2 separate regions of the Homo sapiens genome follow, and region 2 is linked to region 1. The links are chromatin loops, found by intact Hi-C in ENCODE. Cell type or tissue: PC-3. All regions are shown on one strand. Links, peaks and the distances in the headings refer to the core of each region. The heading gives the core; the rest is flanking DNA.

Region 1 (12,761 bases), core at 2,496-10,495:
AACAAAGCAAAACCAAAAACATTTCTTGCTTCCCAATCCCCTCAACTTTTTTTTTTTTTTTAGATAGAGTCTCACTCTGTTACCCAGGCTGGAGTACAGTGGTGCTATCATGGCTCACTGTAGCCTCGATCTCCCAGGTTCAAACAATCCTCCCACCTCAGCCTCCCGAGTAGCTGGGACTACAGGGGCATGCAACCACACCCGGCTAACTTAAAAAAGAAAGAAAAGAAAAAAAAACTTGTAGAGACAGGGTTTCACCATGTAGCCTAGGCTGGTCTTGAACTCCTGAGCTCAAGCGATCCACCCGCCTCAGCTTCTCAAAGTGCTGGGATTATAGGTATGAGCCACCATGCCCAGCCAATCCCCTCATCTTTTACCTTACAATCAAATATTTTTTCATTCTCTTTGGAATACTCCATAGCACATTCATATTTCTTACATAGCACTAACACGTAAAGTGCCTTTTCTCTCCTAAATTCCTAGAGAATAGAAACTCTGCCCTTTTTTATCTTTGTATTCTTCCTAGCATCTATTAGAGTACACTTCACAGAATAAATGTATTATTAAATATAAATTGAGGCCAGGTGCAGTGGCTCACGCCTGTAATCCCAGCATTTTGGGAGGCTGAGGCAGGCGGATCACTTGAGCTCACAACTTCGAGACCAGCCTGGGCAACATGGGGAAACCCTGTCTCTACTAAAAATAAAAAAAATTAGCTGTGTGTGATGGTGCACGCCTGTAGTCCCAGCTCCTCGGAAGGCTGAGGTGGGAGGATGGCTTGAATTGCCATGTCAAAAAAAAAAAAAAAAAAAAAATATATATATATATATATATATACACACACACACACACACACACACACACAGACACACACATACATATAGAGATAGATTGATTGAATTGATAGATTGGGTTATGTCTCTGGATAGAATATACCAGTAATTCAGATCCTAGTATTATTTCTTATTACTATTAGACTTGACACCTCAACCTCAGTTTCTTATGCTAAACTGTATCATATTTGTCCCTCCTCAAAGCCTGTGGCCCAAATATGTATCAGAGCAGGGACGGTAAGGAGGCGAGAGGTGGTGGTTTGTTTTTCTGTGAGAAGAAAATTGGACTGCGTTGGTGTTTATAAGTATGAGGGAGATGGGACATTGTGTGCTCAACCCAACTTCCCCTTTTCTGAGAAATTATTTCTTACACAATTCAGAAATACAGTTGACTCAGCTCTGCCACCTAGTGGGCAGTTTAATATACTGTCAAAATTCTTAGTCCAAGAATTGTCTCAAACAAATAAAAGCTTTTCTGAGAGCCAAAACAGCCCAGATCACTCCCCTGAGTGGCAAAGATGATTTTTGATTATGAGAAGGAACAAATGAAGGAAATGTGGTGTTCATGACTGAGGGAAAGAAATTCTACATTAAAACAAGTTTCTATTTTTTTATCCAGACTGACAATTAATAATACTTTCTTTTCTAAGAAAAAATTTTAAAACATTTATTTATTTTTCTAGATCCATCAATGCCTTTTGAAAAAATGAATTAATTTTTTTAAGAGATGGGCCTCTCTCTTGCCCAGGCTGGAGTGCTGTCGTGCGATCAGTTCACTGCAGTCTCTGACTCTTGGGCTCAAGCAACCCTCGGCCTCAGCCTCCTGAGGAACTGGGACTACCACCATGCCTAGTTAATTTTAAGTTTTTTGTAGATATGGGGGTCTTGCTATGTTGCCCAGTCTGGTCTCTAACTCTTGGGCTCTAGTGATCCTCCTACCTCGACCTTCCAAAGTGTTGGGATGACAGGCATGAGCCACTGTGCCAGATCAGTACTTTCTTTTTTTTGAGATGGAGTTTTGCTCTTGTCGTCCAGGCTGGAGTGCAATGGGGCGATCTCGGCTCACCGCAACCTCCACCTCCCAGGTTCAAGCGATTCTCCTGCCTCAGCCTCCCAAGTAGCTGGGATTACAGGCATGCGCCGCCACGCCTGGCTTATTTTGTATTTTTAGTAGAGACAGGGTTTCTCCATGTTGGTCAGGCTGGTCTTGAACTCCTGACCTCGGGTGATCTGCCCACCTTGGCCTCCCAAAGTGCTGGGATTACAGGTGTGAGCCACCATGCCCGGCCAGTACTTTCTTTGTTAATTATATTTTGTCATCTATATATCTATATATATGCATTATAACGCAGTTGCACAAACATTTGATTCTCACCAGGTAAGCAGGAAGACATTTTGCAGAAGAGAATATTGTGATTCAGAGAACTCAAATGACTTGCCTATGATCACACAGCTAGGACAAAATTCCTAGTGAGTCCCTGAGCCTTAAAAAAAAGATTTTTTTTAAGTCCAAGATTGTCCAAGTGTGGTGGCTCACACCTGTAATTCCAGCACTTTGGGAGGCTGAGGCGGGCAGATCACCTGAGGTCAGGAGTTCAAGACCAACCTGGCCAACATGGTGAAACCTCGTCTCAACTGAAAATACAAAAATTAGCCGGGCATGATTGTGGGTGCCTGTAATCCCAGCTACTCGGGAGGCTGAGGCAGGAGAATCACTTGAACCCGGAAGGCAGAGGTTGCAGTGAGCCAAGATTGTGCTACTGCACTCCAGCCTGGGTGATAGAGCAAGACTCTGTCTCAAAAAAAAAAAAAAAAAAAAAGTCATCTCCTTTGTAAAGCTTTCTCTGATTTCTACATTTATTTTTCATTTTTAATTAATTAATTTTTAAATTTTTACCTATTTATTTTTTGAGACAGTATTTCACTCTGTTACCCAGGCTGGAGTGCAGTGGTGCAATCTCAGCTCACTGCAGCCTCGACCTCCTGACCTCCTGGGCTCAAGCAATCCTTCCAACTTAGCCTCCCGAGTAGCTGGGACCACAGGCACACACCACCACTCCCGGCTAATTTTTTGTATTTTTCGTAGAGAAGGGGTTTTGCCATATTGCCCAGGCTGGTCTTGAACTCTTGAGCTGAAGCAATTCGCCCACCTCAGCCTCCCAAAGTGCTGGGATTACACGTATGGGCCACTGCGCCTGGCCTTTAATTTATTTTTAATTCTTTTATTGAGACAGGGTCTTGCTCTGTCACCCAGGTTGGAGTGCAGTAGTGCGATCATAGCTCACTGCAGCCCCAACCTCCTGGGCTCAACTGATCCTCCCACCTCGGCCTCCCAGGTAGCTGGAACTATAGGCACATGCCACAACAGCCAGCTAATTTTTATTTTTTTTGTAGAGACGGGGGTCTCACCATGTTGCCCAGGCTGGTATCAAACTCCCGGGCTCAAGCAGTCCTCCTACCTTGGCCTCCCAAAGTGCTGGGATTACAGGCATGAGACACCGCTCCCAGCCAGCCTACTTTTTTGAAAATATGACTTAGTTTCTCAAAGGTAGAAGTGTTGTATCAAAGACTGACTATGTGAAACGCTTAATATTAAAAATGTTGGTTCTGTGCCAGGTGTGGTGGCTCAAGGCTGTAATCATTGCATTTTGGGAGGCCAAGGTAGGTGGGTTGCTTGAACCCAGGAGTTCGAGACCAGCTTGGGCAACATGGCGAAAACCCATCTATACAAAAAAATACAAAAAACAAAAAATTAGATGGGAGTGGTGGCTAGCACAGTAGTCTCAGCTACTTAGGGGGCTGAGACAGGAGGATTGCTTGAATCTAGGAGGTCAAGGCTGCAGTGAGCTAATATTGAGCCACTGCACTCCAGCCTGGGTGATGAAGTGAGAACCTGTCTCAAAAAAAAAAAAAAAAATTAGTTCTTTGAACCAATAGCAAAGAATGATTCCAAAATCGCCCTGTATTGGAGGTAGAATCTAGTTATTCTTCCTGGTTTTTCTTTTTCAGTTTCTCAAAGCCCACCCTCCACTTATATAACTTTTATCTGAGGAAACATATGTAACTTATTTCTTCTGTTAATTGTTGGAAAAATGATTAGTAATTTGGTTTGGGAGTACACAGAAAAATTGAGGAAGGCCTTTTATTTCCTAGTTTTATGTCTTCTTTCCCTTCCTTAGTGCTGGTATGGTTTCCTGGCACTGATTTTGAAAACTATAATTACTGGGCCATGGCTACTATCTGTTTCCTTGAGAAGAAATGTGGGAAGGAACTTGCCATGAAGTACATAGGGTGGAGTATAGTAGGGAGGGAGGTGTTTGTTTGATCTGAGAAGTGGTTGAGATGGCCACAAAGTTAAGGGGAAAAAGCTCAGGCCAAGGTGGAAATGCTCCCTTTTTTTTTTGAGGGTGGGGAATGAAGTCTCACTCTGTTGCCCAGGCTGGAGTGCAGTGGCATGATGTTGGCTCACTGCAATCTCCGCCTCCCCGGTTCAAGTGATTCTCCTGCTTAAGTCTCTCAAGCCGCTGGGATTATAGGTGCCAGCCACCACACCCGGCTAATTTTTGTATTTTCAGTAGAGTCAGGTTTTGCCATGTCCGCGGCTGCTCTCAAACTTCAGACTTCAAGTGATCCACCCGCCTTGGCCTCCCAAAATGCTGGGATTATAGGCGTGAGCCACTGCACCTGCCCAGAAATGCTCCTCTTTTTGTTTTTTGGGTTTTCTTTTGAGAGGGAGTCTCACTGTGTCTCCAGGCTGGACTGCAGTGGCACAATCTCAGCTCACTGCAACCTCGGACTCCTGGGTTCAAGCGATTCTCCTGCCTCAGCCTCCCAAGTAGCTGGGATTACAGGCATGCACCACCATGCCCAGCTAATTTTTGTATTTTTAGTAGGGACGGGGTTTCACCATGTTTACCGGGCTGATCTTGAACTCGTGACCTCAGGTGATCCTCCCACCTCAGCCTCCCAAAGTGCTAGGATTACAGGCATGAGCCACTGCGCCCAGCCAAATGCTCCTCTTTTTAATCAATGTAATGTAACATGTAGTTAAAAATCACATGATATTAAATGATTTTACAAAAAACAGCAGTCCTCAAGCCCAAGCCCCTTTTTCTTTTTCTTTCTTTTTTTTTTTTTTTGTTGAGACAGGATCTCACTCCGTCACCCAGGCTGGAGTGCAGTGGGGCAATCTCAGCCCCAGGCTGGAGTGCAGTGGTGCGATCTCGGCTCACTGCAACCTCCACCTCCTAGCTTCAAGCAATTCTCCTGCCTCAGCTACCCAAATAGCTGGGATTACAGGCCCACACCACCACGTCTGGCTAATTTTTGTATTTTTAGTAGAGATGAGGTTTCACCATGTAGGCCAGCTGGTCTTGAACTCCTGGCCCAAGTGATCTTCCCCCCACTTGGCCTCTCAAAGGGCTGGGATTATAAGCATGAACCACCACACCCGGCCCCCGCCCCCTTGTTTTTGAGACAGGATCTCACTCTATCACCCAGGCCAGAGTGCAGTGGCATGATCATGGCTCACTGCAGCCTTGACTTTCTGGGCTCAGGTGTACCTCCTGCCTTAGCCTCCCAAGTATCTGGGACTACAGGCACATACCACCATGCCCAGCTAATTTTTATATATTTTGTAGAGACAGGGTTTTGCTGTGTTGCCCAGGCTGGTCTTGAACTCCTGGGCTCAAGGGATCCATCTACCTAGGCCTCTTAAATCCATGCCTAGGATTACAGGCATGAGCCACTGCACCCTGCCTCTTTCAGCTTTTTCATCTGGTATGCACTTCATATTTCTTTTCTTTCTTTCTTTTTTTTTTTTTTTTTTGAGAGAGAGTCTTGCCCTGTTACCCAAACTGGAGTGCAGTGGCGCAATCTCAGCTCACTGCAACCTCCACCTCCTGGGTTCAAGTGATTCTCCTGCCTCAGCCTTCCAAATAGCTGGGACTACAGGCCCACGCCACCACGCTGGGCTAATTTTTGTATTTTTAGTGGAGATGGGGTTCCCATGTTGGCCAGGCTGGTCTTGAACTCCTGGCCTCAGGTGATCCGCCAGCCTTGGCCTCCCAAAGTGCTGGGATTACAGGCGTAAACCACCGTGCCTGGACTATTTTCCTTATTAAAAACATTTACAGATCATGTGCCAGACTAGGTGTTGAAAATATAAAAATACAACTAGGCTGGGTGTGGTGGCTCACGCCTGTAATCCCAGCTACTTGGGAGGCTGAGGCATGAGAATTGTTTGAACCCGGGAGATGGAGGATAGAGTGAGCTGAGATTGGGCCACTGCACTCCAGTCTGGCGATACAGCGAGAGCGACAGAGCCTGCTTCATACCCCTTTGTAAGCCATCCCTCCTCCTCTCTGCCCATCCCTTAAGCAACCATTGAGCTCCTTTTCTCACTATATATGTGCTAACATTACATATATATTTTGAGAGGCTGAGGTGGATGGATCTCTTGAGGTCAGGAGTTTGAGACCAGCCTGACCAACATGGTGAAACCCATCTCTACTAAAAATACAAAAAGTAGACGGGCCTGGTGGTGCATGCCTGTAGTCGCAGCTACTTGGGAGGCTGAGGCAGGAGAATCGCTTGAACCCGGGATGCAGAGGTTGCAGTGAGCTGAGATTGCGCCACTGCACTCCAGCCTGGGCAACAGTGAGAGACTCTTGTCTCAAAAAAAAAAAAAAAAAAGGAAACAAAATAAATATTAGACATATCTACTCTCTTATGGTTATAGTAATTGAAATTTTAACTCTTACATCATGCTATATTCCCACCTTTCCTTTCCCCTTACCTCATCCTCCCAATAGAAAGTTATAGCATAGTTCTGGCTGAATCAATAGTCAGTGTTTACATTAGTATTACTGTGTAAATGATATCCATTGAGGAGCCAAGTAGTATATATTGATTGTTTCATGTCTTGAACAACCCTTTATTGTTAAATTATAATTTATTTAAAATTTTACTTTGTTTACTATGTACCTATCTTCAGTTTATTTCCTAAATGTCAATTCTGGCAAATGCCTATTAATATTTTCTTTCAAATGGTCAACATATCAGATAATCTTAGACGATAATTTTTCTTTTCCTGGAAACTTGCCTCATTGTCTGCCAAGTCACTTTTTAGTCACTAGCACCACCTGCTGACTCTTGGTGAAGTGGAAAGACAGAATTATGATTCACAGGGTTGATGTTCTTAAATCGGAAAATCTCCTTTCTGTGGTCTCTGACTTTGAGAATGACATTCTGGAGGAAGGAATGTGGTCCTTGTCATAGGAGTAGCGGAGAATATAAAATCACTAAATAAGGTCTTTCCTTTGTTCTGTTATCCTCTTCTTTTGTATGTTTCCTAGAAGAAGAAAAGTCTCTGTTGTAATCTTCCTTGTCATGCTATGGTCATTCTAAGCCTTTTGTCTGATCTACCAAGAAAAGAGAGAAAGATGTGCTACTCAATTAAAAAAAAAAAAAACTACAGCTTTATTGACGTATACTTGGTGTATGATAAATTGTACATATTTAAGGTGTGTCATTTCATGGGTTTTGACATATACAAATATATATATATATCCATGAAACCACTGTCACAATCAAAATGATGAACATATCTATCACCCCCATGAGTTTCGTCATGCCCCTTTGGGTTGTTTTGAGACAGAGTCTTGCTGTATCGCGTAGGCTGGAGTGCAGTCACGTGATGTCGGCTTTGTGCAACCTCCACCTCCTGGGTTCAAGCGATTCTTGTGCCTCAGCCTCCTGAGTAACTGGGATTTCAGGCTCATGCTACCACACCCAGTAGAGACAGGGCATTTTAGTGGAGACAGGGTTTTTAGTGGAGACAGGGTTTTTAGTAGAGACAGGGCTTTTTATTAGAGACAGGGTTCTGCCATGTTGGCCAGGCTGGTCTCAAACCCCTGGCTTCAAGTTATCCACCCTCCTAAGCCTCCCAAAATGCTGGGATTGCTGGTGTGAGCCACCGCATCCGGCCTACTTCATGCCCCTTTGTAAGCCATCCCTCCTTCACTCTGCCCATTCCTTAAGCAACCATTGATCACCTTTTCTCACTATATGTTTGCTAACATTTTATATATTTTTACAGTCCATGATCTGCTGAAGATTTTTAATAATTTGATATGAATGGAAGCAGATGGTATATACTCTTTTTTTTTTTTTGCGGGGCAACAGCTTTTTTCACTTGCATAATTACTTTGAGATTTATCCATGTTGTGTATATCAGGAATTAATTTCATTTTATTGCTGTGTATTCAATTATGTGAATTTACTGCAGTTGGTGTATCCATTCACCATTTCAACATTGAGTTGTTTCCAGTTTTTGGTTATTACAGATAAAACTGTTATAAGCATTTGTATATAAGTTTTTGTGCAGCACATGTTATCATTTCTCTTGGGTCAGTACCTAAGTTTGGAATGTCTGGTTTGTATGGTAAGTGTACACTTACCTTTTAACGAACTGCCAAACTGTTTTACAAAGTAGTTGTACCATTTTACATTCCCACCAACAGCACATGAAAGCTCCACATTTTCCTAACATTTTGTATTTTATTTAACAGTCTTTTCCATTTTAACCATTCTAGTGGGTATGTAGTATTTTTTCATTGTTGTTTTCATTTGATTTGTATTTCCCCAGTGACTAATGATGTTGAGCATCTTTTCATATGCTTATTTTGAGCTACCTATTTAAAAATGCTCCATTAATAATAGGGCTAGTTGGGCTGGGCATGGTGGCTCATGCCTATAATCCCAGCATTTTGGGAGGCTGAGGCGAGCAGATCACTTGAGGCCAGGAGTTCGAGACGTATCTGGTCTGCCATTTCAAATTTCTCCTGCAATTCTTTATCCTCTATTCCCTCCTCTCCACCTCTTTTAAGGACCACAGCCATTCTGCCATTCCCTCAAAGCACTGTCTCTATGCTTTCCAAAGTAACCTTTAGCTAATGGAGAAAATAATGTGTTGTAATGAAGAAAAAAAAATTGGGGGAAGAGACATATCCAGGGCTGTCTCTTCACTTCACAGAAAATATAGGTATTTTAACTCAAAACATCCTTTTGAAGAAATACTCTTTGTATTGGTTCTCTTAAAAGAGTAACTTTATCCCTCAGGTGTGGGAATTTCAAGTGAATTGAGAAGAATTTCGGCTGGGCGCGGTGGCGCACGCCTGTAATCCCAGCACTTTGGGAGGCCGAGGCGGGCGAATCACGAGGTCAGGAGATCGAGACCATCCTGGCCAACACGGTGAAACCCCGTCTCTACTAAAAATACAAAAAAATTAGCTGGGCGTGGTGGCGGGCGCCTGTAGTCCCAGCTACTCGGGACGCTCAGGCAGGAGAATGGCCTGAACCCGGGAGGCGGAGCTTGCAGTGAGCCGAGATTGCGAGATTGCGCCACTGCACTCCAGCCTGGGCGACAGAGCGAGACTCCGTCTCAAAAAAAAAAAAAAAAAAAAAAGAATTTCACAGCCAAGTGGTAAGTGAAATTCTTTGATGACACCTGTCATGTAATACTCTTCCTTCGCGCGGGCTTAGAGCTAGCCTTATTTACTTTTTTTTTTTTTTTTTTTTGAGACGGAGTCTCGCTCTGTCGCCCAGGCTGGAGTGCAGTGGCGCGATCTCCGCTCACGGCAAGCTCCGCCTCCGGGGTTCACGCCATTCTCCTGCCTCAGCTTCCCGAATAGCTGGGACTACAGGCTCCCACCAGCACACCTGGCTAATTTTTTGTATTTTTAGTAGAGATGGGGTTTCACCATGTTGGTCAGGCTGGTCTCAAACTCCTGACCTTGTGATCCACCCGCCTCAGCCTCCCAAAGTGCTGGGATTACAGGTGTGAGCCACTGCGCTCGGCTACTTCCCAAATATTTTCAGTGCGTGGTTGGTTGAATCTGTGGATGCAGAATTAGTAGATACAAAGGGCCCTACTGTAATATTTGTTCAGGGGAGTATTGTCGGGTGTCAGGGACTGAGAGGAGAGGTGGAAGATAATGGTGAGTACTTGATTAGGGCAGGGAGGACAGGTCCTCGGTTATGGAGTACCTGAGAGGGGAGGATGAGACCAGAAACAGGGAAGATATTAAATGTAAAAGTTACCTCCTTCATAATTTTGTTCAGAGCAGCATTGTTACTTTAGAGCACCCTCATCTAGAACAGCATTTCTTCTCAGTCTTTCTTCTACAAACTAGATTCCTTCAACTTTGGGCTTTCCCTCCTTTTCCAACTCTCTCTTTTTGGCTTTATATGAGAATATGAGAAGAGAGTAGTTGTTTTTTGTTTGATAGTCTCACTCTGTTGCCCAGGCTGGAGTGCAGTGGCGTGGTCTCAGCTCACTGCAACCTCTGCCTCCTGGCCCGGGTTCAAGCAATTCTCGATTCTCATGCCTCTGCCTCCTGAGTAGCTTGGATTACAGGATTACAGGCATGGACTATCATGCCTGGCAAATTTCTTGTATTTTTAGTAGAGATGGGGTTTTACCATGTTGCCCAGGCTGGTCTCGAACTCCTGGCCTCAAGTGATCCACCCACATTGGCCTACCAAAGTGCTGGATTACAGGTGTCAGCCACCGCGCCCAGCCTCAGAGTAGCTTTTGTGGTGACATTGACCACCACAACTCCCCTTTTAGAATCTTTACCAGCTCCACAACCAGAATCTTTAATGGCTCTCTGCTTCCTTGACAATATAGTATAGTGATTAAAAATTAAGTTTCGGGATCCAAACGGCATAGGTTCAGTTTCTGGCTCTGCCATTTGTTAACTGTGTGACTGGAGGCAAGTTCCATAATTTGTTAGCTGTGTGACTGGAGGCAAGTTTCCTTATATAAAAATAGAGATAAGAATACCACCTTCCTTAGAGAGCTATGAGAATTAAGTCAATGTTTTAAAAGTGTTTAAAACATTGCCTGGCAGATTTTAAGCTTCAATAAGTGTTAGATATTAATCAAATTTAAACCCCTTACCCCCTTTTTAAGGTGCTTCATAATCTGGCCTCTGCCCATCTAACCTTCTGTCCCATTACTCCTTGTCTACTGCATTTGAGTTTTGCTCATTTCCTTGCTGAATCATGAATCCATGCATAACTCCAGATGGTTTTCATTGCCTGGAAGATCGTTAACAATTTGAATCTTACCCAGTCTTCAAAGCTCACTTCAAATCCCATCTTCTCTGTTACCTTTTATTATTCTTATTACTTTAGTTCAAATCTACCATCTTCCCATCTGAATGTACCATACTGTAGGATTTAGTGAATAATTACACACTCATCACTCTTTCATGTGAATTGGTTTTGTCTCTCCAATAGCCTGTAAACTCCCTGAGATAGCAACAGTATCTGATACTTCCGAGCCCTCTTTCAGTGGAGTGAACACATTGCATTTACTCCATTTCAAGCATCTGTAAAGAGATTCAACATAGGCAACAGAGGATGGTGTGAAGAATTTGTAGCTTTAATAACAGATTAGTTAGGGGGTAGGGATGATACTTCTGTCCTACCTGTGCCATTCTTCAAAAGCAGAGACTCCCTTCACCTAAGAGCTAGACAATGCCTGCTTCATTTTTGAATCAAGAAAGCAGAACATACCTTACACACACATATTCATCAAATAGACTTCTTTCCCTAATTATGTCTTCCTCCTTTGAGTTTCTTATGGCTAATGATCATGTCTTCTGCTTTCAGCTCTTGCCTCTTAAAAATCTCAACCCTTAAATCTTTACTGATCATTAAAACCTTCATGACCTCTAAACTTATAAGGGTGAAATCTGCAGTAAATGGATTAGAACAATTTGTTTACTATAAATGAGGCTGGAAAAATTGGTGAAGAGCCCCACAGAGATCCGGAATGCAGTAACCTTGCCCAGAATCCTTATTCTGTGATAATTTCAACCCTGGACTGCAGCCTCATCTGACTCTGGATAATGTCATTGTTTCACGTGTCTCCTAGGCCCTGCTTCCTTTAATGATTCTTTACATTCTTCTATGCCAATCTGTATCTCCAAATCATTTCCAAACTAGTAATGGGACTGATGGTCCCCTTACTGAATGCAAAGCCACAGAACAAAGAGCCCAGAAAGGAGTGGAGCTAAGAGGGTTGCTGAGGAAAGAGGAACCCCAGCATCTGAGGGGAAGAGATGCAGCTTCTCTAAGTCTGGCAGGAAGGCTCGGGCATCCTCCAGTGCTGCCTGAGCTGCCACGGTAAAGTTGGGATCACCAGAAATTAAAACATCAAAGACACAGGAATGGAAGTAAGCATCTTCCACTGGAAGCCCTTCCTTGCACAGCCGTCTGGCAGTATCAATGGTTATAGCTCCCCGACGATTGCGCTCTGATCGAGAGAGTCGCTGACTTGGAGGGCACCCCCCAACACAGAGCTGCAGGTCCTGTTCAGCTGAGAAGGCCATGGCCACATCCTCTGCTACCTTGATGGAGAAGGAGAGCTGCCCAGCTGTCTGCCGAATGATTATAGTTGTGCCAATGTAGGCAGCTTGGATCTCCACATGGTTCCCAGGGTTAGCAGTTTGAATCGACAAACTGGATCCCCCAGGTCGGTCACCTCCATTGATAGAACCATCTTCAAAGGCTACAGGAAGATTATCCACCTCAGCCTGATACACCTTCTGATCAATGCATTCCTGCATGTTCTTAAATATGATGGTGAGCTGTGAGGACAAGAGGGAAAACAGTTCATTTTGGGTTCAGTGCATCTTCCCCCCAATCAGACCTCATACATAGTTAGAGATCTGATCCAAGTAGAGATGCAGGACTACTATGGCCCTCAATCCTTGATCCCTTCTCCTATTTATGTTCCAGTATTACCTCATCCCTACTTAACCCCCTCTCTACTTAATCGTGGCAACTTCCTAGGAGAGGGAAAAGTTTCCCTTCTGAAACTCCTCAGGTCCGCCCTCTCCGACTGTCTCTTCAAGG
Region 2 (12,761 bases), core at 4,591-12,590, 290 kb before region 1:
TGGTCTTGGCACTCTTGGAGTGTTGGTTAAAAGGGTATTTGGTTGCCCCTTTCTGAGAGATACAGAAACAATCAGTGGTTCTTGGGCAGTTTGGATTCTGCCTTAAAAAGCCAGACCCTCAAGGGCCCCCAAAGGTCCAGAATGGGGAACAGGAGAAGAGCAAGGAAAGTGTCAGGTATATCAAGGCTACAGCCTCAGCCTGACCTCATCCCTCTGGGGACCATCCCATGCAGAGGTAAAGGGTCAGTGAGAAAGAATCAGGAACCATGAACAGCCTAGTGGCCCAAGTCTGTAGCTTGATTTAAAAGACATCCCTCGGCCGGGCACGGTGGCTCACGCCTGTAATCCCAGCACTTTGGGAGGCCGTGGTGGGCGGATCACCTGAGGTCGGGAGTTCAAGATCAGCCTGGCCAACATGGAAAAACCCTGTCTCTACTAAAAATACAAAATTAGCCAGGCATGATGGTGCATGCCTGTAATCCCAACTACTAGGGAGGCTGAGGCAGAAGAATCGCTTGAACCTGGGAGGCAGAGGTTGCTGTGAGCTGAGATTGCGCCACTGCATTCCAGCCTGGGCGACAGAGCAAGACTCTGTCTCAAAAAAAGAAAAGACATCCCTGCCAGGCGCGGTGGCTCATGTCTATAATCCCAGCACTTTGGGAGGCCAAGGTGGGTAGATCACCTGAGGTCAGGAGATCGAGACTAACCTGGCCAAAATGGCAAAACGCTGTCTCTGCTAAAGATACAAAAAAAAAAAAAAAAAAAATCTTCCGGGCGTGGTGGCAGGTGCCTGTAATCCCAGCTACTTGGGAGGCTGAGGCAGAAGAATTGCTTGAACCCGGGAGGTGGAGGTTGCAATAAGCTGAGATCATGCCATTGCACTCCAGCCTGGGCAAGAGAACGAGACTCTGTCTCAGAAAAAAAAAAGACATTCCACCTCAAAGTATTACCTTCCCCAGAATGGTTCCAGTGCCCCCTGACATTCTAGCTTGGAAAGTAAACTAATTGTGCCCATCCTGTTTACTCTGTTGCTTAGAATTCTTGCCAGGATGCTGGGCGCGGTGGCTCACACCTGTAATCCCTGCACTGTGGGAGGCCGAGGCAGGTGGATCACTTGAGGTCAGGAGTTCGAGACCAGCCTGGCTAACATGGTGAAACCCCGTCTCTACTAAAAATACAAAAAATGGGCTGGGCGTGGTGGTGGGCACCTGTAGTCCCAGCTACTTGGGAGGCTGAGGCAGGAGAATCACTTGAACCCAGGAGGCAGAGGTTGCAATAAGCCGAGGTTGCGCCACTGCACTCCAGCCTGGGCAACAGAGTGAAAGAGCGAAACTCTGTTTCAAAAAAAAAAAAAAAAAAGAGAAAGAATTCTTGCCAAGGAAAAAGCAATGCTTGTCTTTTTTTTTTTTTTTTGGAAATGTAGTCTCGTTCTGTCACCCAGGCTGGAGTGCAGTGGCATGATCTCAGCTCACTGCAACCTCTGCCTCCTGGGTTCAAGTGATCCTCCTGCCTCAGCCTCCCAACCAGGATTCCAAGTGTGCTCTACCACGCCTAGCTAATTTTTGTATTTTTAGTAGCGACAGGGTTTCACTATGTTGGCCAGGCTGAATTTGAACTCCTGACCTCAAGTGATCCACCCACCTCAACCTCCCAGAGTACTGGGATTGCAGGCATGAGCCACCACACCTGACCAATGATTGTCTTTATTATCCACTGAAGAAAGTACATTTTCTCCTCTAAAGCCCAAGTCAGCATGAGGATGGCACCATCCAGTTTGCCTTAGGGTAGAGTGCAGCCTCTGTGCCTCCAGACAACTGTAGAAGTGCCTGCAATTCCACTCAGCAGAGTATTTTTTTGCTAAGCACCCTTTGCTAAGTACTACCTATTCATTTCCTCTGGATCAATTGAAAATACCAGGGAGGGTAAATGTTAAATCTTTGATGGAAGAATGAGGCATCAAGACCTGGGACTCTTCGTGCCTGAGGGAAGGTTGAGAAAGAATGGCCATTGCCAAGTGTGGGAGACCAGTTTCCCCAACTTCTTCAGCCAAAGACAGCTTCGCAGGTGCCTTTCAGAGGAGCCCTGCACTGGGATTCACATAGTGTGGCTTGCAGGCAGCTCTCGGAGCAGCCCCACAGGCCTGGTCTCCCTTAGGAGGAGGCCTGGCCGCAAAGGAACTTGGTGTCCTCTATGACCGGAGAGGGACAAGACAGGCTCTATAGGACACCAAAGTAATTTGGGCACATTTTTCTATGCCTTCTGTTTTAAAAGACATAACTTGAGAGTACCTGGTGAGCCATTCACTACAGACTGGAAATTAGAATAGAGGCTGAGAGAGACATTTTTTTCCAGGCCTGCCCTGTCATCTTGATACCCAAACCCCTGAAGCTGCCACCTCTGTCTCCACAATAAAACAGCCCTGAGGTCAGGTGTGGTGGCTCGTGCCTGTAATCCTAGCACTTTGGGAGGCCGAGGCAGGTGGATTACCTGAGGTCAGGAGTTTAAGACAAGACTGGCTAACATGGCAAAACCCCGTCTCTGCTAAAAATACAAAAATTAGCCAGGCATGGTGGCACGCGCCTGTTGTCCCAGCTACTCAGGAGGCAGAGGCAGGAGAATCGCTTGAACCCGGGAGGCAGAGGTTGCAGTGAGCTGAGATTGTGCCACTGCACTCCAGCCTGGGTGACAAAGCGAGACTCTGTCTCAAAAAAAAAAAAAAAAAAAGCAAAACCAAAAAAACCCAGCCCTGACTCCCTCTCCATATTTTATCATTATTCTATTACCAACGACCCTGGGCTAAAGGCCAGCAGTGACAGTGGCTGGGACAGGGGCTGAGATGCCTGCACAGCTTTGCTGTATGTGCCTCTGGCTCTGAGGCTTGGTTTCCTTCCAGAAAACTGTTGGCTGTGCTAGGTGTCAGTTCACCCTTCTCCAGGGGAGAAGCTGGGCCTCGCACCAGCCCCTGGAGCCTCAAATGTGCTCCCTCACAGCCACTGGGGCTGCTCACCAACCATCACAGTAGGCCCTGAACTGGGCCAAGGTCAGAGTTACTCTCCCTCACCCACACTCCCCAAACTCACACATGCTAAGCAACAAGGGGAAATGTGACAGGAGAATGAGCTCTACTCTTTACATGCGGGTGTAGCCTCTGGCACCTTCGTGGCCTGGAAGTCTAACACAGTCCAGTGAAATGTAGAAATAGCTACAAAGCTAAAGTGACCTTTGGCTGCAGTGAACACACGAGACTTGGACTAAGCCGAGGCAGGTAGCAGGTCTGAGCCATGTATCTAACAAGGGAGACTGACAAACTGGACTCTGTTCAGAGAAGAGGAGAAAGGACAAACAAAATATTGGAACCGTGAAAGCACTAAAATAATTGTAAGAAATAATTGCAGGAGCTGGGGATATTTAGCCCAGAAAGGAGAAACTTTAGAATGATTAACTTTCTTCAGAGAGTTGATAGACTCCTGAGTAGAAAGGAAAACTAGGTAATGCTGGCCAGGCGCGGTGGCTCACGCCTGTAATCCCAGCACTTTGGGAGGCCGAGGCAGGTGGATCGCCTAAAGTCAGGAGTTTGAGACCAGCCTGACCAACATGGTGAAACCCCTTCTCTACTAAAAAATACAAAAAATTAGCTGGGCGTGGGAGCGGTGGCTGCAATCCCAGCTGCTCAGGAGGCTGAGGCACAAGAATCACTTGAACCCAGGAGACAGAGGTTGCAGTGAGCCAAGATTGTGCCACTGCACTCCAGCCTGAGCAACAGAGTGGGACTCTGTCTCAAAAAAAAAAAAAAAAGAAAAAAGAAAAAGAAAAAGAACACTAGGTAATGATACTAGCCCACACCTGAGTACTTTTATATGCCAAGCACCATGCCAATTGTTTTACACACTTTCTCATTTACTCTAAACAGCAGTTCTGTGATATAACTGCAATTATTATCCCCATTCCACAGTTGAGGAAAACACAGAAAGGTTGAATGACTTATCCAAGGTCACGTAGTAAGTGGAGTCAGGACGTAAATCCAGGCAGTCTGCCTCATGTGCCTGAGACTTGCCTGCCATCCATAGACATTTCCCATGTGGGGCCCTCAGCAGACTTCATTGAAAGTTAAAGGCAGGCAGGACTGACAGCAGCACAAGGAAGAATTTTACTGGAAGTATTCCACAAGGGATATTGTGTGGATACTTTGGGTGGTAGTGAGCTGCAGAACAGTAGACAGATTCAAGCAGAGGATGCAAGAGGTATTACCCTGAACAGTTCGCAAGGAGCATTACAGCAACAATAGCACCAGGGAACTTGTTAGGAATACAACTTCTTGGACCACCCCCACCCCTGCCCTGAGTCCCTGAATTAGAAACTCTGCAGCTGGGCCCAGCCATCCGAATTGTTCAAAGATGCCCTGCTGGTGATGTTAATACACGCTCAAGTTTGGGAAACACTGGCATGCAAGTGTCTGCACACTTCCAGGGACTGGAAGACTGCTGCAGTCTCTTCTGCTTCCAAAACCCCATAATTCTACAGAAGTAAGATGGAAATACAATTCAATGTCCACTCAGTTTTTCTTTGTCTTAATGTCGAGCACTTACTATTAGTATCTTGAAAACAATCTATCAGTTGCTAAATTGTGTAACTGGACTCATACACCTTAGACATTGAAAGGCCCACAGGATACATATTTGGGAGGCTGTGGATGACCAGGAGGCAGCCTATATTTCAGCCACCTCATTGCTTCACTGACTTCCAAACCAGCCCCATATGTCCCTGCTCCTTGCTGGTTCATACTGTTCCTCTACCCCTGCCTTTTGAAATCCTGCCTTCTTTCAAAGCTCAATTTAAATGTCACATTGTCCACACAGAGTGCCTAACACTGTCTGCGCCCACAGGGCAGTCTCCTTTTCTTCCTCCCAACCTCCCCTGCTTCCTGGGTTCTCTCTCACTTCTGGGGTACTTAGAGCTCTTGGTGCATTCTGCTTCTGCTTCATCTCACGGGAATGCAGGCCTCTCTCAGCAGTGTGCTCGCCTTGACAGCAGGCCCCATTCAGTCATCGTCAACCCCGCAGGGCCTGGCACACAATAACCTTGTGAGAAGCGACCAAAAGCAACATTTGCAGAAAACTGTGCATGCAACCGTTTGCAGGATGGACAGACACTACATGGCTGGTGAAAAGGAAGCGCGCTGCGATTCACTTTTGAGCCCTGAGGTCTTTGCAGAACTTTGAGGTTTTTTGCAATAACCAGTATGAATACATGTGTGTCAGCTAGTACTTAAGTGGCCCCAACCTCACTCACCCACAACTCTGGTTGCCTTTAACTTCTCTTCATGTTGCTAATAATCACTGTTTTACAGCTCCTGGATGATAAGGAATGCTGAGTGCTCTCAGAGCCAACCTTTGAAAGGTTCTCATAGACCCAAGGAGGGAGAAGTCTCCATTTTAGAGAGCAGAGAGGTCATCTGTTTGAACACTATCATAGAGACAGCAAATAAGGATACTGGGAGAGCAGAGACCAGGCCCAGTTTAGCAGTTTATGCCAGTGGGACCCAGTATCCTGTGGGCTGTGGTGGACTGGTCCTGTGACCAGGATGATGGTGAGACACTCCTCTTCCCAACATGGGTTCCCAACCCCCAGGCTCCCAGAATGGACTCATTCTGCAGTGAAAGCTAACACTTTGATGGAGTGAAGAAGTATTTCTTTTCTTTTTTCTTTTTTTTTTTTTTTTAGAGACACAGTCTCACTCTGGCATCCAGGCTGGAGTGCAGTGGCGCAATCACGGTTCACTGCAAGCTCCGCCTCCCGGGGGGTCACACCATTCTCCTGCCTCAGCCTCCCCAGTAGCTGGGACTACAGGCACCCACCACCAGGCCCAACTAATTTTTGTATTTTTAGTAGAGACAGGTTTCACTGTGTTAGCCAGGATGGTCTCAATCTCCTGACCTCGTGATCCACCTGCCTCGGCCTCCCAAAGTGCTGGGATTACAGGTGTGAGCCACTGCGCCTGGCTTGGAGTGAAGAAATATTTCTAATATCTGTCTCATTTGACGATGGCTTCAGTGGAGCCATCTGGGAGTTCTCAAACCCCAGAGCACCCTACTGTTTTTAGGACCACAGAGTACTACAATAACAGGAATAAGAAGGAAAAGAGAGTCTCTAGACTAGTTATGAAAAATTTTCCCCCACCCTCCCTCCACCCTTGAATTCCTGGGTAGCCTGGCACTGGGTGGCAATCATGACAGGTGTTCCTCCAGAACCGTGGGGCTTCCTGGTGTGCTGTGCCCTTTGGCACAGGGCCTGGCCCAGCCTTGCAGGACTTAGAGCCCAATGCTTCTAATTCTCAGACTAATGTTCCTGCCATCTAAGGGCACAACCCTAGAATTTAGGAACAATTGTAATCTCCCAAGCCATCACTGACCAAGGAAGAACAGAACAGAATAGAAATGGATGGGAAGCTGGGAGTGGTGGTTCAGGCCTGTAATCCCAGCACTTTGGGAGGCCAAGGCCAGAGGATTGTTTGAGCCCAGGAGTTCAAGAGCAGGCGGGGCAGCATAGGGAGACCTCATCCATACAAATCATTTTTAAAATTATCAACCGAGCGTGGTGGCTCACGCCTGTAATCCCAGCACTTTGGGAGGCCAAGGCAGGCAGATCACTTGAGGTCAGGAGTTTGAGACCAGCCTGGCCAACATGATGAAACTGTCTCTACTAAAAATACAAGAATTAGTCCAGCATGGTGGCAGGCTCTCGTAATCCCAGCTACTCAGAAGGTTGAGGCAGGAGCATCACTTGAGCCCAGGAGGCAGAGGTTACAGTGAGCTGAGATCACGCCACTGTACTCCAGCCTGTGTGACACAGCGAAACTCCATCTCTAAATAAATAAATAAATAAATAAATAAATAAATAAATAAATAATAAATAAATAAAAAGTTATCCAGGTGTGGTGGCGTACACCTGTGGTCCTAGCTGCTTGAGGGGCTGAGGTGGGAAGATCACTCGACCCCAGGAGGTCAAGGTTGCAGTGAGCCATGATTGCCCCACTGCACTCCAGCCTTGGTGACAGAGCAAGACCCTGTCTCAAAAAAAAAAAAAAAAAAAGGAAAGAAAGAAAAAAGAAAAAGAAAAAAAATGGGTGGGTGGGAAGATAAGGTCAGTCATTCATCCTCCCCCCACCACATCAGGACCATTTTGGTGCCCCCACTCGTTGCCTCCCCTGCTCACCACCACCCTCACCCAAGCCTTCTTGACAGCTCCCTGACCTTCTTCCCTTTCAGCCTGGAGCAGCTGTGTTCTCTGTCCTACTTCTAACCAAAACCTACTCTCAGGAGAAGACTTGGTACCTTTCTTTATACTTGAGAGGACATTCTGTCCTTTTATCTTCTAGTTATTCTATCATCAGTCCTTTCCTTATTATGAATTAGCAAATACAAAATCTTTGTTCCCCAGGGTAAAGAAAAGAATTTTAAGAAGTGGTTTTTCTTAGCCCCCTCAGCACCCTAGTCTATTTCTAACACCAAAAAGACAAAACAAGGGAGAGGAAAGGAGAAGGAGATGGAGGACCAGTTGCAGGAGAGAAAGGAGAAAAAAATCCACAGTGGGGGTGGCGGAAGATCTATGACTTCTAACAACCCATTCTGTGGTTTTCAAAGAGCGAATATAATAACAGCTATGAAAGTGTGAGCAATGACGAAACTGGAGAGATAGGGTTTTAACAAGATGCAAGGACAATCTGAGGACTGAGAGCCATTTCAACGTGAGCCCCCAGTCTGAGAACAAGAAAGAAGAACTTCTGTCTCGAGGTAAAAAGGCCTGCTGGGGACCTGGGGTCCAGGTGAAGGGATGGGATGGTTGACAGAACTGCTCAGGTGAGGACAGGCTTCTCATGAGGTCCCTGAGAAACTTGCCTTTTGGAGGGAAATGTCCTCTGCCCTCTGGAGCCTGGGGAGAAGGTTATTTCTGCCCGCCAGACCAGCATGCTCGCTTTTCTTCCATGGGCATTCAGGAATCCTGGCCCCATTCTGACATTCCTCAAATGGAGGAATTCCTCAAATTACCAGAGGAAAGTTACCAAAGTTTAGATCTGCTGGAGCTCTTCAAGGATTGGCCTGAGACAAGCCGGGAGGTGCCACGGGGCTTGGAGCTGGCCCTGTGAGGCACCTCCGGGGGAAGTTCATGTCCTAGGTGGTTCACGTCATGGACCTCTTGGAGGTCCGTGAATAGATTTATTCATGGGATTTGTGAATTGGGGGGAAAAATACATCTTTATTTTCACTAATCTTTAATTGAAAGTCAGCACTTGCTTCAGTTATGAATGTAGACAATGAACCACAATAGAATTTGCCATCAATAGAAAACACAAATATTTTCAAATCTCATTACAGTTTTTATAGATTTCTCCAAATGTCCTTAACGCTCAGCACTACTACAGAATTACAACAGTTATTAGGCTGATGTCAAATCTAAAGAAGCATGTGTACTGCTCTACCACACATTCTTCTAATGTTTTGACAACTGTCTTGTCATAATTTGTTCCCTTTATTATCCCATGTATCTTATTAATTTTTAAATGTTGTTCTGAGAAGGGACTCCATATGCCTTCCCAGACCACCAAAGAGGTCCATGGCGCCTTTATGTCAGGCACCTGCTTTGGTGTGTTGAGCAGGAAGCCTGAGATCTCAGACAAGAGCTTCAAGGGCCCCCCAGCCCAAACCTCTGTCTACTAACAAGTCTGGTTCTACTTTAAGGCAGTTGGGGTTGTGGAGATTGAAAAAGAAGCCCCTTCACAGCTGCAAATGAGATCTTTCTGGGCATCTTTTTCAGTGTCGTGGGAGATCTGTATACAGAGGTATTTGTGGAGCTCAGAGCTGACCTTCCAGCTCCTCTGAGAGGTTAGATCCGGGCTCCGGTGGCAGAGGAAATGGAGACTCTTCCTTGCCCTCTTGTCCCCACCCTCCCCAGAAAACCTCTGGCAAAGCTTTATGTGTCATCTAACCGTCACCACATTCCTATGAGGTAGTTTTAAACACAAGAGGAATGTGAGGCTGAGTGAGGTCCAGCAATGTGCTGGTCACACAAAGCTTGGATTTGAACCCAGGAGTCCACAAGACTCCAGGACCGCCTCCGAAGGTGCGGGAGGGAAGAGTTTCCCGCCGTCTGTGAGCTGTCGCCTGAGAGAGGCACCGAGCCCTGGGGCCACCAGCGCAGCTCAGGAGCCCCGGGGACCATCAAAGATGAGGATGCCAACTCCACGGGCACCCTCCCCCCTGCCCGCGCTGGGGCTCACAACGTTTTAAGAGGGGAGACCCGCCCCTGGCGTGTAGTGGGCCCGGAAAATTCCCAGACTTCTCACGACCACCCGCTCTCCCCTCTGTTGAGGGCCAGGTGCCGCTCTAGTACATGCTGCGTCCCCAGGACCCACCAGGCCCAACTTTGCACCCCCTCATCTCCCCTCCTAGTTTAGACTTTCCCTGGCTAGCCCCCATGCTCGCTGGATGGCCCATGGCTGGAGTGACGCGGGCCAACGCGGGGCAGGTAGGGGGTCACTCGGCTTTGGCTGAAAGGCAGCGCCCTCTAGCGGCCAGAGTGCGAAATCAGCGCCGCCGGCTCCGCGCTGCCCCGCCTGCATCACAACAGGGTGCTCCCCTCCCGGGCACCAAGGTCACTTCCCAGAGCATCCTTGCCCAGTGACCTCGCTGCCCCCCAGCGCTGGTGAGGGGCCCACAACAGACTTACATGCTCTTCTTCAACTCGGCCCTAGGCACCGCGAAGTCTGGCCACTCCAGCGGAGTGACCAGCTGCATCAGCCCCTCCCGCCTGTCCTCTCTCTCCTTGGAAGCGGTCCCTACCCTGCGCCCCTCCCATCCCGCTGCACCAGTCCCTTAGGAAACACGCCTAGAGAAGGGACACGACCTTGTCAACATTCCACAGCTACCTAGTGCGGAGCCAGGACTGGAAGCCAGATCTCCTCAGCCCATTCCCCACCTTAATTCACCCACCGTATTCTTTAGTCACCAGCTCCCGAGAGCCCACAAACAACTATGAAGGCCTAACTTCATTGCCATCTTGCAGCCTTTCCACATCCCTCATCCAGAATTTCTCCTGTGCTGCCCCTTGACACTTTATGACCTTATTACTTAGTACAGTCGTTCTTGTGTTAACAGCTGTTCGTGAATGGATGAGCGGCTGTGAGGAGAGGGACAAAGGGGACTCCAAGAGAAAGACTCTCATAACTTGGGTTAGAGTCCTGCTCCCCAACTTAGGAGCTGTGATTTTAAGCAAGTCACAAGTCCCCTCCAAGCCTCTATATGCTTCGTACAAATAATAAATTTTAGAAAATAATAATGGCTTAGTGTTTTATAAGGACTAAACACAGTCTTGCAGGTAGATGTGCCTGGAACACTGTCCATTGATTCCAATATAAGAAAGCATAAAACTAATCATAGCTATCATTTATTGAGCCCTTACTCTCTGCCAGGCACTGTGCTAAGTAATTTACATAGGTGACCTCATTTGACCCTCACAACCCAAGGAAGAGAATATTTTGTCACCATTTTATAGGTCATTAAGAGATTAAGAAACTTGCCCAATATTACACAGATAGTTAAGTTTCAAAGCCAGATCTGAAACATCCTGGTCTGACTCTAGAGACCATTTAACCACTAAAACGTCCGCCTCTGCTGTGTTAGTGATCTCTCTGTGCCCCATGGTGTCTGACACATTATAGATGCTCCGTGTTTCTGAAATATGTCTATTTATTAAAGGCTGAGCATAGCGCCTGGCCCAGGAGCCTAAGAAACTTGACCGAGTCATGCAACTATTAAGTTTTTTTTGTTTTTATTTTTGTTTTTTCGAGACAGAATCTTGCTCTGTCGCCCAGGCTGGAGTGCAGTAGCGCGATCTCAGCTCACTGCAAGCTCCGCCTCTCGGGCTCACGCCATTCTCCTGCCTCAGCCTCCCGAGTAGCTGGGACTACAGGCGCCCGCCACCACGCCCGGCTAATTTTTTGTATTTTTTTTAGTAGAGATGGGGTTTCACCGTGTTAGCCAGGATGGTCTCGATCTCCTGACCTCGTGATCTGCCCACCTCGGCCTCCCAAAGTGCTGGGATTACAGGCGTGAGACACCGCGCCCGGCGCCACTATTAAGTTTTAGGACCAGGATTTGAACACAAACACTCTGGCTCTAGAGTCTACGCTTTTTAACCATAATTCTGGGCTGAATGAATAATTGCAATCCTTCTTTGTCTTCCTCTTTGAATAAAATGATTTGTCATTTTATTCATTTATCCTCTTTGTCACTTAATATTCCATGTTTCAAGAGTCACCAGGACATTCTGGTGTAGCATGAAGGTATGATAACACAGGAGAAGGAACAAGGAGAGGTCAAGGCTAGGAAAGGACATTGGGGCCATACCATGAGCTGCTGCTGGGATGTTTTATTAGGATTGTGACAAATGTATAGATAAGTACAGAAGAATTTAACAATCGTCTCTACTTAGATTTTCTTTTATGTTCCTTAATAGTACTGTATAGTTTGTATCCTATAGGTCCTATTCGGAATGTTGTTACATTTTTCTGGACATTTGATGGGTTTTTTGGTTGCTATAATGAATGGAACTTTTCCTTCTACCATATTTTCTGACTAATAATTATATCCAGGAAAATTTTTAATCTTATGTATTAATAAGTACCTTATTAAATTGTATGTATATACACTAATTTAGTTTATTGTTTTATACAAACTATAATTACATAACATTCTATTCTGTGGATCTGCAATAATTTATTCAACCATTCTCACCAGTGGGTCTTCACCTGTTTCCTTTTTTTATGGGGGCAGGAAGGCGACAAAGTTTTGCTCTGTTGCCCAGGCTGGAGTGCAGTGGCGTGATCTTGGCTCACTGCAATCTCTGCCTCCCAGGTTCAAGCAATTATCCTGCCTCAGCCTCCTGAGTAGGTGGGATCACAGGCACCTGCTACAACACCCAGCTAATTTTTGCATTTTTAGTAGAGCCAGGGTTTCACCATGTGGGCCAGGCTGGTCTCGAACTCCTGACCTCAGGTGATCCGCACGCCTCCCAAAGTGCTGGGATTACAGGTGTGAGCCACCACACCTGGCCTTCACCTGTTTCTATTTTTTTGGTATTATAAAAAATGCTGCAGTGAATATCCTTGTACATCTATACTAGCACACTCATGCTTTTATTTCTGTAAGCTATAGCCAAAGGGACAGGGTATGTGCATTTGAAATGTTAATATATAATGAGTATTCCCCCAAAGCTCCGTAACAATGTATAGTTCTACCTAGAGTGAATGATTGCACATATTTCTTCTTACCCTTACCAAAATTTGATTTATCTTTTAAATTTTTGTTCACTTAACAGGTGGTAATTCTGAAATTCTGAACTCTGAATTTTTAATTTGTACTTCCCTGAATACTTGTAAAACTGAAAAACTTTTTATTGCATTTCGTCTTTTGTGAACTGCCTATTCAGATACTCTTTTATTGTTTCTAATAATTCTCAATTAAGTTTCTTGGGTTTTCTAGATGTAAGTTATATCACATATAAATAGTAATAAATTTGCCTTAAGATTTCCAATATTTATACCCTTTGCTTTATTTTCTTGTCTAAATATAATGGCAAACACTTTCAGAACAATGTGAAATAACAGAAATAATAGGAAGCATCTCTGCCTTGCTCCTAATATTAATAGAAATTATCCCATATTTTACCATTAAATATGATGCTGCAATTTTATCTGAGATATACAT

What was found. Peaks named below come from ENCODE experiments on the same cell type or tissue, not always from the same donor. Only the 100,000 strongest peaks of a DNase experiment are listed, where the experiment ranks them.
Region 2: a loop joins it to region 1, with 5 times the contacts of the local background. A loop is called at or near these places in 6 of 110 quality-filtered maps.

What each region holds. Positions count from the first base shown.
Region 1 is chr1:146,006,208-146,018,968 of GRCh38, forward strand. HJV (hemojuvelin BMP co-receptor) reads right to left here. Exons shown (of 4, transcript NM_213653.4): 4 at 11,263-12,493. The coding sequence ends at 11,870. Among named protein-coding and RNA genes, the nearest start is that of HJV, 9.1 kb to the right of the region's middle. In PC-3, for the core only: a CTCF peak has its summit at 6,977 (motif pointing left); a DNase peak (open chromatin) is centred at 7,014.
Region 2 is chr1:145,711,770-145,724,530 of GRCh38, forward strand. It overlaps CD160 (CD160 molecule), which reads left to right and starts at 7,730. Exons shown (of 6, transcript NM_007053.4): 1 at 7,730-7,790. In PC-3, for the core only: a CTCF peak has its summit at 9,557 (motif pointing left); DNase peaks (open chromatin) are centred at 8,982 and 9,522; H3K4me3 peaks cover 872 bases; H3K27ac peaks cover 1,176 bases.